Regions from separate parts of the Homo sapiens genome. Here region 1 is linked to region 2. A link is a contact called in ENCODE Hi-C or POLR2A ChIA-PET data. All regions are on one chromosome and are shown on one strand. Each heading gives the region's core, a stretch centred on a gene start or an enhancer-like site at or near the end of the contact. The rest is flanking DNA. Distances are from core to core; before and after follow the strand shown. Region 1 overlaps LOC105371773 (a long non-coding RNA gene). Region 2 holds the start of RAPGEFL1 (Rap guanine nucleotide exchange factor like 1).

What was found. A loop is a pair of places that touch in the nucleus more often than their neighbours do. ChIA-PET counts read pairs that join two places held with the same protein, here RNA polymerase II (POLR2A).
Region 1: a loop to region 2 is called in a map of endothelial cell of hepatic sinusoid, with 4 times the contacts of the local background. The contact joins the enhancer-like site here to the promoter of RAPGEFL1 in region 2. A Hi-C loop is called at or near these places in 1 of 168 maps with a recorded cell type or tissue (endothelial cell of hepatic sinusoid). POLR2A ChIA-PET finds 5 or more read pairs at or near these places in 1 of 52 experiments (activated CD4-positive, alpha-beta T cell).

What each region holds. Positions count from the first base shown.
Region 1 is chr17:40,518,467-40,523,298 of GRCh38, forward strand. It overlaps LOC105371773 (a long non-coding RNA gene), which reads left to right. Exons shown (of 4, transcript NR_188623.1): 2 at 2,249-2,358. Among named protein-coding and RNA genes, the nearest start is that of TNS4, 19 kb to the left of the region's middle. Within about 2 kb of position 3,130, at least 5 of the 41 ENCODE cell types and tissues checked have a DNase peak (open chromatin) inside an H3K27ac peak, as active enhancers do.
Region 2 is chr17:40,174,375-40,179,015 of GRCh38, forward strand. RAPGEFL1 (Rap guanine nucleotide exchange factor like 1) reads left to right here and starts at 3,096. Exons shown (of 15, transcript NM_016339.6): 1 at 3,096-4,007. The coding sequence starts at 3,488. RefSeq lists enhancers at 1,975-2,475, 2,476-2,976, 3,368-4,224, 4,225-4,641 and a silencer at 3,008-3,137.

The DNA of each region.
Region 1 (4,832 bases), core at 1,880-4,379, 340 kb after region 2:
CAGGCTGAAAATGCAAAGTGCTCAGGGATGTTCAAATAGCAAGCATGCCTCCTGGAGTGCATGCCCAGAGGAAGAAGGAGCACCTTCAGTGGGTGCTTTCCTGCAAATACTGTTTGAGTTCCAGGCAGAAGAGAAAACAGGGTGCTGGGAGAGGATTCATTAGGGTCTCCTTCCTGACTCCTCACCATCATTTATAGGACTTTTGGCTACAGGGATCTTCCCTGCATTTCACCGGGGCCTATAGTAGGGCTGAGAGTGTGAGAGGGAACAGGGGTCTCCCCAAGTGCCTGGGGCAGCGAGCCTTGTAGGTCAGGTGAGGGTGGCATCCAGACTGGGCTCTCACTCTCCTCTTCCTGCCTCTGACTCATTTTCCTTGGAAGTGCATTCCTCTGTAAACCTGATTACTCATGGAGTCTCCGCCCTCCACCTGCAGGCCTGCGCCCTTCCCTGAGGTGTCTCAGTGAGCAAGCCTGAGCCCCCACCCCTATCCCTGCATCCCCATCCCCAAGTAGGGCCTGGGTCTCCCCCTTGGAGTGGGAGCTCCCTGAGGGCAGGGCAGGTATGTTTCTTTGCTTGGCGATTAGGGCTCCTCCAAGGCCTTGAGGAGGGTTTCTCACCCACAGGCTTGTTGCCAACCACCCTCCCGCCACCCCTCTGCCCCTCAAAGGGCTCTGAGGGATCCTCCTGTTATATGGAGTGGCAGGTTGTGGGATGGGTTTGTGGGGCTCCTGCTGAGGACTGTCTAGAGGGCTTCACACCCTGGCTGTGGGGAGTATACATAGTCCCTGAGGGTGCTTCCCCATCAGAGCCCACTCTGTCCATTTCATCCAAAGAGCCCCAGGTCGTACTCTCTGCTGTGACTGGAAATGGGGCCGGGTTTAAGGGACTGCTGGGGGCTCATGGAGGTCAGCTTGTGCTCTCCAGCCTGGCTTTCCTGACTCCCGAGGGCACTGACAGCAGTGCTGTCTCCTGACAGCATCTGGCTCCCTCCTCTGCCCCATGCCTGGGCTCCTGGGTCTGCTTTATAGACCCGCAGCAGAACTGCACAGAGAGGGTAAGAGCTGCCTTCTAGTCAGCAGAAGTTCAGTTGGAAAGAGACTCTGCTGACCAGCACCAGGGCATCAGGGGCAGCCCCATGGTTGGTCCCCAGGGCTGGGAGCTCACAGTCACCTGCTCCAGTCCCTGCCTTCCTGCCAAGGGGAGGACCCTCTCCAATGTGAGCTGGGACCTGAAGCAGGAGCCTTTCCTTGCTCTGGTCTCACTACACTTTGGTGTCCACCCAGCCTCCTAAGATCACATCAAGGGGCTCTTGGGAGAATAGGACGCCTGCTCCCCCCACCTGCCCCCTGCATCCCAGCACTCTCAGACTTTGGATGGTGTAGCACGGAACTGTAGAGCTTTAAAGGAGGCAGCAGAGTTTAGGGGAAGAGAAAAACGGTTGATCTCTAACAGGCATTCTAAGTGGAGTCCTCGACAGCTGGGAGCAGCTCCACAGGCTTCAAGGTGTGGGTGAAGCAAAAAGACCAACTGAGACCCAGGGAAGCAGGAGGGGCTATGGGAAGATCGGAGGGCACTGGGGGCAGCCTGTGCCTTTGAGGGCCTCAGAAATATCCCATACACACTCCCTTCTGGAAGGACTGAGGAACAAGCTCTTGGGAGTCGCATCCAAACTGGTCAGAACCGGCCGGGTGTGATGGCTCACGCCTGTAATCCCAGCACTGTGGGAGGCCGAGGTGGGCAGATCACCTGAGGTCAGGAGTTCGAGACCAGCCTGGCCGACATGGCGAAAACCCGTCTCTACTAAAAATGCAAAAATTAGCCAGGTGTGGTGGCATGCACCTGTAATCCCAGCTACTTGGGAGGCTGAGGCAGGAGAATCACTTGAACCCAGGAGGCAGAGGTTGCAGTGAGCCGAGAGGGCACCACTGCACTCCAGCCTGGGCGACAGAGTGAGACTCCATATCAAAGAAAAAAACAAAAAAACAAAAAAACAAATTGGGCAGAACCACTGGGGTAAAATAGGCAACAAGCTCAGAAGGTTTACATATTTGGGGGGTGAGGGTCAGGGGAGGTGTCCCATGGAGGCGGTCTCAAAGGGAAGCCACGTGTTGAATACTTCCAGTACCAATAGCAGGGTGGGGGGATCCAGGAGTAGTGAAGCAGTGAATCCCCCAGCCCATTCCCACCCCTTACTCTGGAACCTCCTCCTAAAAGTACAGGAAAATCCTTATTTAATAACAATCAACAGAACAGGATTATGAACCGACACCATACAGAGGTATTTGTAAGAAAGAAGGTGGATGCCGGAATCCTTTCTTCAAACAGAAGCTTACCAGTAAGTGCAGACTAATACAACAGGTAGGTCAAGGCTAATCCAGTTGGAGGGGGTGCTGGTGGAGGTGGGCACTGAGGGAGGGGGTCAGCACCCTAGCCGTCCAGCCCTCTCCATCCTCCTGCACCCGCCACACCTGGGTTCTGTGCAGCCTGATGTGTCCCCACCCCCTCCTATGCAATGAAGGAGGGAGACGCAGAGATGGAGGGCGGCTTCCCCAAGACCACCCAGGGTACTGGTTTGTGGTGGAGCGGGAAGAGGTCACGACGCCTCCTGCCTAGCACTCCCTCTCTTACCCCAGCCTGTCTGTTGCCGCCTGCATCCCTCCATTCACACAGTGTCTTCTCCTGCCAGACACCAGCAGGACACAGCGGGCAGGACAGGTTCCTCTGGGTCTGCCCGAAGGACTCAAAGTCCAGGGACAAGAGTCGCTTGGTGGCCTCAGGAAGGAGAGAAGGAGGCACTGTTTCGGATGGGCCGGGGGAAGTGGAGGTGGGATGCAGGGCTGTGGAGTCCTCCTGGCAGCCTAGGCTGTGTGTGGGGCGTGGCGGGATGCCAGAGGGTCTGTGTTGAGGCCTAGCCCTGTCTCCTCTACAGTGGAGGAACTGCTTTGGGACTCAGTTTTGTTACTTGTAAAATGGGGCCACGCTCTGCCCTTCCAGCTTCATGTTGCTGAAGGGAGGCTCTAAGGAGACGGAAGCTTCCTGTTCCTGTAACAAGATGCCATGAGCGAATCATACTCTCAGCCTGGCCCCCAGGAGTCTCCTCCCTTCGGGCTTCTGGAGTTCCCTGCTCCACTCTGACCCCCAGGGAGAGTCCCCACGTATCCTCCCCGCTGTGGAGGGTGCCCTTGCAGTCCTCCCTGAGCTGCCCCAGGATGACTGGCTCCACAGGGAATGTCCTCCCACTCTGTAGGAAGTGGAGCATGGCTGAGAAGAACTCCCTGTGGTCAGGTCACCCCCATCCCCAGACGCACACAGACACAAACACATACATATCCTGAGGTATTGAAGAAGAATTCACCACACCCTGAAGATTGCTTTCCACAAAGCACTCTCTCCAAGCCCTGAGTCACCCAACTCCTTCACTCTGGACACCCTGCCAGGAACAAGGATATTTGTCCTTTCGGCAGACATGGGTTCAAGTCCCTGCTCCACTGCTAACTAATGGCATGGCCTGGGTCAAGCATTACTTGCTAATCTCAGTTTTTTCATAGGTAGAATAAGGATAATAGCATCAACCTTATATGTTGGTTGTGAGGATCAAGTGAGATAATGTGTGTGTGGCAGGAGGAAAGCCATCGGCGGGGGCGGGTGGGGGTCGAGTGTTCCATCCCAGTCTCTCCCTTCTCTCTGCTCATCAGAGAAAATCCTGACTTGGCCTATTTGAATTGTGTGTGTGTGTGTGTGTGTGTGTGTGTGTGTGTGTGTGTGTGTGTGTGCGCGCACGCCTCCCTTAACCCTCTATGAAAGGTGCTGATTTATTGGAATAGTCCTTAGGCATAGGCGATATAGAACTGGGAGGAGAGAGAGAGAGGGAAGAAGGATTAGCAGCAAGACTGAGGGAGGAGGGAGGTTTGAGCAGCTGTAATGGGTGAGGGAAGAGAGTGGGTGGGAGAAAGGAGATTTGAGAAGCATCGCTATGATCCATGAATCTTTGTAGTCAAGTTTAAGAAATTCAAGTAAACAGAGTTATTGTGAAATTATTATTTTTTGGTTGCTATTCTCTCTCTCCTCTCCCACTCTGTCTCTTTTTTTTTTTCTTTGAGATGGGATCTTGCTCTGTCGCCTAGGCTGGAGTGACGCAGTGGTGAGATCATAGCTCACTGCAGCCAATTTTTTTTTGTAGCAACAGGGTCTTGTTATATTGCCCAGGGTGGTCTCAAACTCCTGGCTTCAAGTGATCTTCCTGCCTTAGCCTCCCAAAGTGCTGGGATTACAGGCATGAGCTACTGCGCCCAGCCTGGTTGCCATCCTTGATGATAACGCAGCTTTGAGACTGGACCATTTGCATGACGGCCTTATAAGTGATACCCCTAAGTAACATGCTTAGCACACAGTAGGGACACAGTAGGCACAGTGACTGGTGCTGTATCCTCTCAATTTGGATGACACTTGTGTGCACATGTACTGTCTCCCATATTGGACTGGGTGTTTCCTGAGTGTGGGTTGGATCACATCAGCCTGGGAGCGACTTGAAGCCTGGGACTCTATTTTGTTTCCCTGCCCTCCCACCCCCCGCCATATTAGATGAGAAGCTCCTTGAGGACAGGGATTCTTCCTGTCCTGCTTTCTTCATTAGACCTGCAACTCCCAGTGTGGGTGATGCTCTTCCTCCTTTTGGCTCTGCTCGAGGACTGAGAACAGGATCCTGCTCACAGACTGTGTCTTAGACCCACCTGCCTTGGCCTCCCAGAGTGCTGGGATCACAGGCGTGAGCCACCGCACCTGGCCATGATAGCTTGGCTTTCATATCTCTGCCTGGCAGTGGGTTTGGGATC
Region 2 (4,641 bases), core at 1,846-4,345:
GTAGAGATGGGGTTTCACCATGTTGGCCAGGCTGGTCTCAAATTCCTGGCCTCAGGTGATTGGCTCAGCTTGGCCTCCCAAAGTTCTGGGATTACAGGCGTGAGCCACCACGCTGGGCCCCTAATTCCTCTTTAAATCATGTCAGTTTGCTTCTCTTCCCCACAATGTGATGGGTGACTGTAGGCCTGATCTCCTGGGGTTATGAAAAAATGCCATCCAGCCTTGGGGGTGGGTTACTGGCAGGAGGTTTGAGTGTTGGATGCTTCCCCTTTACCCTTGCCTCTTGCTTCCCTAGTCCTTCAGTTAGACCCTATTGCTCTCTCTGTTGCCCTGGTAACCAGCTCTGCAAGAAGAAACTCAAGCTCAGCAAAGCCCCCAGGTTCTCTCTATCCTCCCAGCCTGCCTCTGGGTGGGCAGAAAGAAGAGGGTGTGTAAGCAGCAGACAGATAGCCTGAGGTGGCCCTGCCCAGTCCCCTTGTAGAAGCCCATGGGCTCAAAAAAAGCTCAAAGCTTTTTCGCCCCCATCTCATAGTTGTTATTCATACCACCCTGCCTTCCTCTTTATTTCTTCCATAAGCGGGTGCAAATGCTCTGCCAGCTCTCTTCCCCTTCAGGGTCAGCGCACAGACCTGCTACCTTGTAGGCAACTCGGAGCACCAAAGACTTGGAATTCCAAAGTCAGCTCCCAGCATCTGCAGCCCACTTGGGTTGACTGTCCGTCTAGGGCAGTGATTTTCAATCCTGGCCATTTGTGTCATGTGAGGAGCTTTTTAAAAAATACCATAAGCCTTCGCCCTGGTTCAGAAATCTGATTTAATTGGTCTGAGATATGGCCTAGGCATCAGTTTTTTTTTTGTTTGTTTGTTTTTTTTTTTTTTGAGACAGTCTTGCTCTTGTTGCCCAGGCTGGAGTGCAGTGGCATGATCTCGGCTCACTGCAGCCTCCACCTCCCGGGTTCAAGCGATTCTCCTGCCTCAGCCTCCTGAGTAGCTGAGATTACAGGCACCAGCCACCATGCCCAGCAAATGTTTGTATTTTTAGTAGAGACAGGGTTTCACTATGTTGGCCAGACTGGTCTCGAACTTCTGACCTCATGTTGCACCCTTCTCGGCCTCCCAAAGTACCGGGATTATAGGCGTGAGCTGTTGCACTTGGCCAGTATTTTTTTTTTTTTTTTAATATGGAGTCTCTCACCCAGGCTGGAGTGCAGTGGCATGATAACAGCTCACTGCAACCTTCACCTCCCAGGTTCAAGCAATCCTTCTACCTCAGCCTCCAAAGTAGCTTGGATTACAGGTGTGTGCCACCATGCCCGGCTAATTTTTTTTGTATTTTTAGAAGTGGGGTTTCACCATGTTGGTCAGGCTGGTCTTGAACTCATGACCTCAAGTGATCTGCCCGCCTTGGCTTCCCAAAGTGTTGAGATTACAGGCGTGAGCCACCAAGCCCAGCCAGCATCAGTATTTCTGAGAAGCTTCCCTGTGATTCCAGTGTGTAGTCAGGGTGAAAACCACTGCCACTCCAGGAGGACCATGACTTGATGCTGGCTCTCCTCACTGATTCAAAATGTTGAACTTAGTCTCTGCCTGACATCCTTGAGCATTTGGGGGAGTACTGGGGTCCTGTGTCCCAAGCTTCTAGCTTCCAGAAGTCTCTCAGTCTGTTTTATTTTCAACCCCCTACACCCTTCACACTCCCCAATTCGCCCTTCCTAACCAACAATTCCCAAATCCTGCCCAGAGAGAAGGTTACCAAGGCAACCGGCTTAATCTGGTAACTGTGGCATGTGCTGGGAGAGAAGCCCTTCCCTCTTCCTATTCAGTTCATAAAATGCTACCTGGGGAGCTCCAACCCATTCCAGCCACTTTCCCCTTTCAAGCCAGGGGATATTGGAGTGTCCAATAAGGGGAGCACAGGAAGCTGATACTCAGACCTCTAATACAGCTTCTTAGCCAAAATTGTGCGCTGTCTTCTTTTTACTGTTTCCAAATCCACAAACAGATGGGTGTGCAAAGCTTTATTTCTGTGAACACATGCTCTAGCACACATGGGAACAGATATGCACATACATTGATACGTATGTCATACACACCCTGTTCAGTTTTACTACCACTCCCAGCCATTAGCATTCCTGTCTCTGCCTGGTTGGTGCTCGGTAAACAGGGGTGGGGCATTGTCCAGAGAGCCTCAACCCATCGAGAACCTGCTGCCACTCCCACACCTTGTAAGTCTAACCTGGATGTTCTCACACTTAGCATGGCTTTACGATGCACCCCCCTCCTCCCCCACACTCCTTCTGGGGCAGCATATCCTTAAGGACAGAATGCTCCTGGTGTGGGCATCAGGAGTAAGGATTACTTGGAGTGCTAATTGGCACCACTTTTCCCACTCCATGGCCATGTACACTTGGGCTCTGTGCTTGATGATAGTCGGCAGTTCTGGGGCTTGTCACCTGTCTCCATGGCCCTGCTTCCTTCTGCTGCCAGCTGGGCTCAGGTGCCCTTGTGCTCCTGGTCTCCTCCCCACTGCCTATTATCCCCTCCTCACCCCAGCTAGACCTGCCACAACCTGCTGCTCCCTGCCTGGCTCCTACCTGCCTGCCAGTACCTGCCCACAGACCAGGCCCACACCACCTATTGTGCCCTACCAGAGAGGACAGATGGGCACCGCCTCCAGTGGCAATGCTAATTCACCCAAGAGGCCTTCCCAGCTCTTCTCACAGAAGGAAGATAAACTCCACATATTTCTGTGAGTATGAGAAAGGTGCACACTCTTGGGTTCAGCAATCTGTAGGCCTGACTTGGGTACACAGGTAGGTGAGTGAAGGTGTCCAGGCCACAGACCTGTCCTGACTCTTTGAAATGATGCTGAGACCCGGTTATCCCTTGAGCCAGGAATCCTTCCCCATTGGTAAATCTCTGACTTACCTTTGCCCTTAATTTCTTCTGCTTAGAACCCAAGTCCCTTACTGTTTCCCTCGCGGTCAACCCCAGCGCGCGAGTTCAAGCCTCGTGCGGCGCGGGGGCGAGCCGAGGAAGGGTAGGGGCGGGGACTGGGCGGGGACTGGAGGAGGGGGCGCGGTCTCGGTTCTGCCACCTTCCCCCTCTTCACGGCCAGGAGCGCAGCCGCCGCCGCCGCCGCCGCCGCGTCCTCTCAGCCTTGCGCTCCGCCCGCTGCCTCTGCCGCCGCAGCGCAGAGCCGGGCGCACCGGCCCCGCAGCCTGCCCACTCTTCGGGCCGCGTGCCGGCTGCAGCCGGCATGGGGGGTTGCTGAGAGCGAGCACTCCTTTCCTCTGGCACCTCCCCCGGCTACTGGCCACTGGACTCTGGCCAGCGAGGCTCGGCCCCTCTGGCCCCCAGTCTGGCGCCTGGCACGGCCCTCTACTCTGCTCCTCCAGCTCTGAGCATCGTGTCTTCGCCGCCCCCCCCGCCCGCGCCTGGGATACCTGGGTCCCCCGGCGACCCCTAGGAGAGGGGCGGGGGGGGGCATGAAGCCGCTGGAGAAATTTCTGAAGAAGCAGACGTCGCAGCTGGCGGGCCGAACGGTGGCGGGAGGTCCCGGCGGGGGTCTGGGGAGCTGCGGTGGGCCTGGAGGGGGTGGGGGACCCGGCGGGGGCGGCGGTCCAGCCGGGGGACAGCGGTCGTTGCAGCGGCGTCAGAGCGTGTCTCGCCTGCTGCTCCCCGCTTTCCTCCGGGAGCCCCCCGCCGAGCCGGGGCTGGAGCCGCCCCCTGAGGAGGAAGGAGGAGAGCCGGCGGGGGTCGCGGAGGAGCCGGGCAGCGGGGGGCCCTGCTGGCTGCAGCTGGAGGAGGTGCCGGGGCCCGGGCCTCTCGGGGGAGGGGGGCCCCTGCGCTCCCCTTCCTCCTACTCATCTGACGAGCTGTCCCCAGGCGAGCCCTTGACTTCGCCGCCCTGGGCCCCTCTGGGCGCCCCCGAGCGGCCCGAGCATCTTCTGAACCGGGTTCTGGAGCGGCTTGCTGGAGGGGCTACCAGGGACAGCGCCGCCTCAGGTAAGGAGCCGGTGGGCTCGAACACCCAGAGCAGGGGCTGGCCCCGGCTCCTCTTCCTTGCCCTTGGAGCGTAGGGGTGGCGCCGTGCCGGGGCTTGGTTATAGGGTTGAGTGGTCCGCGGAAGCCGGCTAGGGGCCTAGCGGAGGTACAGACCCTCCCGCGGAAGAGGAGAGCAGTACTCACCTTCCTCCCTACAGCAGCCTCACCCTCGTCTGGAGAAGCAGCTGAGCCTCTTACTCTCCTTCAGCCACCCTTCCTTTCCCCTGGGCATTGGAGCCACTGACTCCCATGGGTCCCTGATGTTGAATACCTCCTCCTGTGGCCCCAAATTAGGGCCTGACACATTAAAATGGGAGCTGCCCAGCGCAGCCATGCCACCCGCCAGAGGTGCTTTAGCCCTGAAAACCCTGGGGTCCCTGACTGTTCAGAGGCCTACACAGCGCAGGCTGACCCACCCAGGGAGGCAGTGCCAGACAGGCACAGGCCCCAAGCTGCCTTTTAGGCATCAGCAAAGGGATGCGTTGTCCTTAGCAGTTTGGTGGGGGGGATAGTATTCTCCTTGGGCTGGACTCAGAAGGTGTCTGGGAGGGGAGAGGTGGCTGGGCCGGCATCATGGCCCTGCAGCATCCAGGGT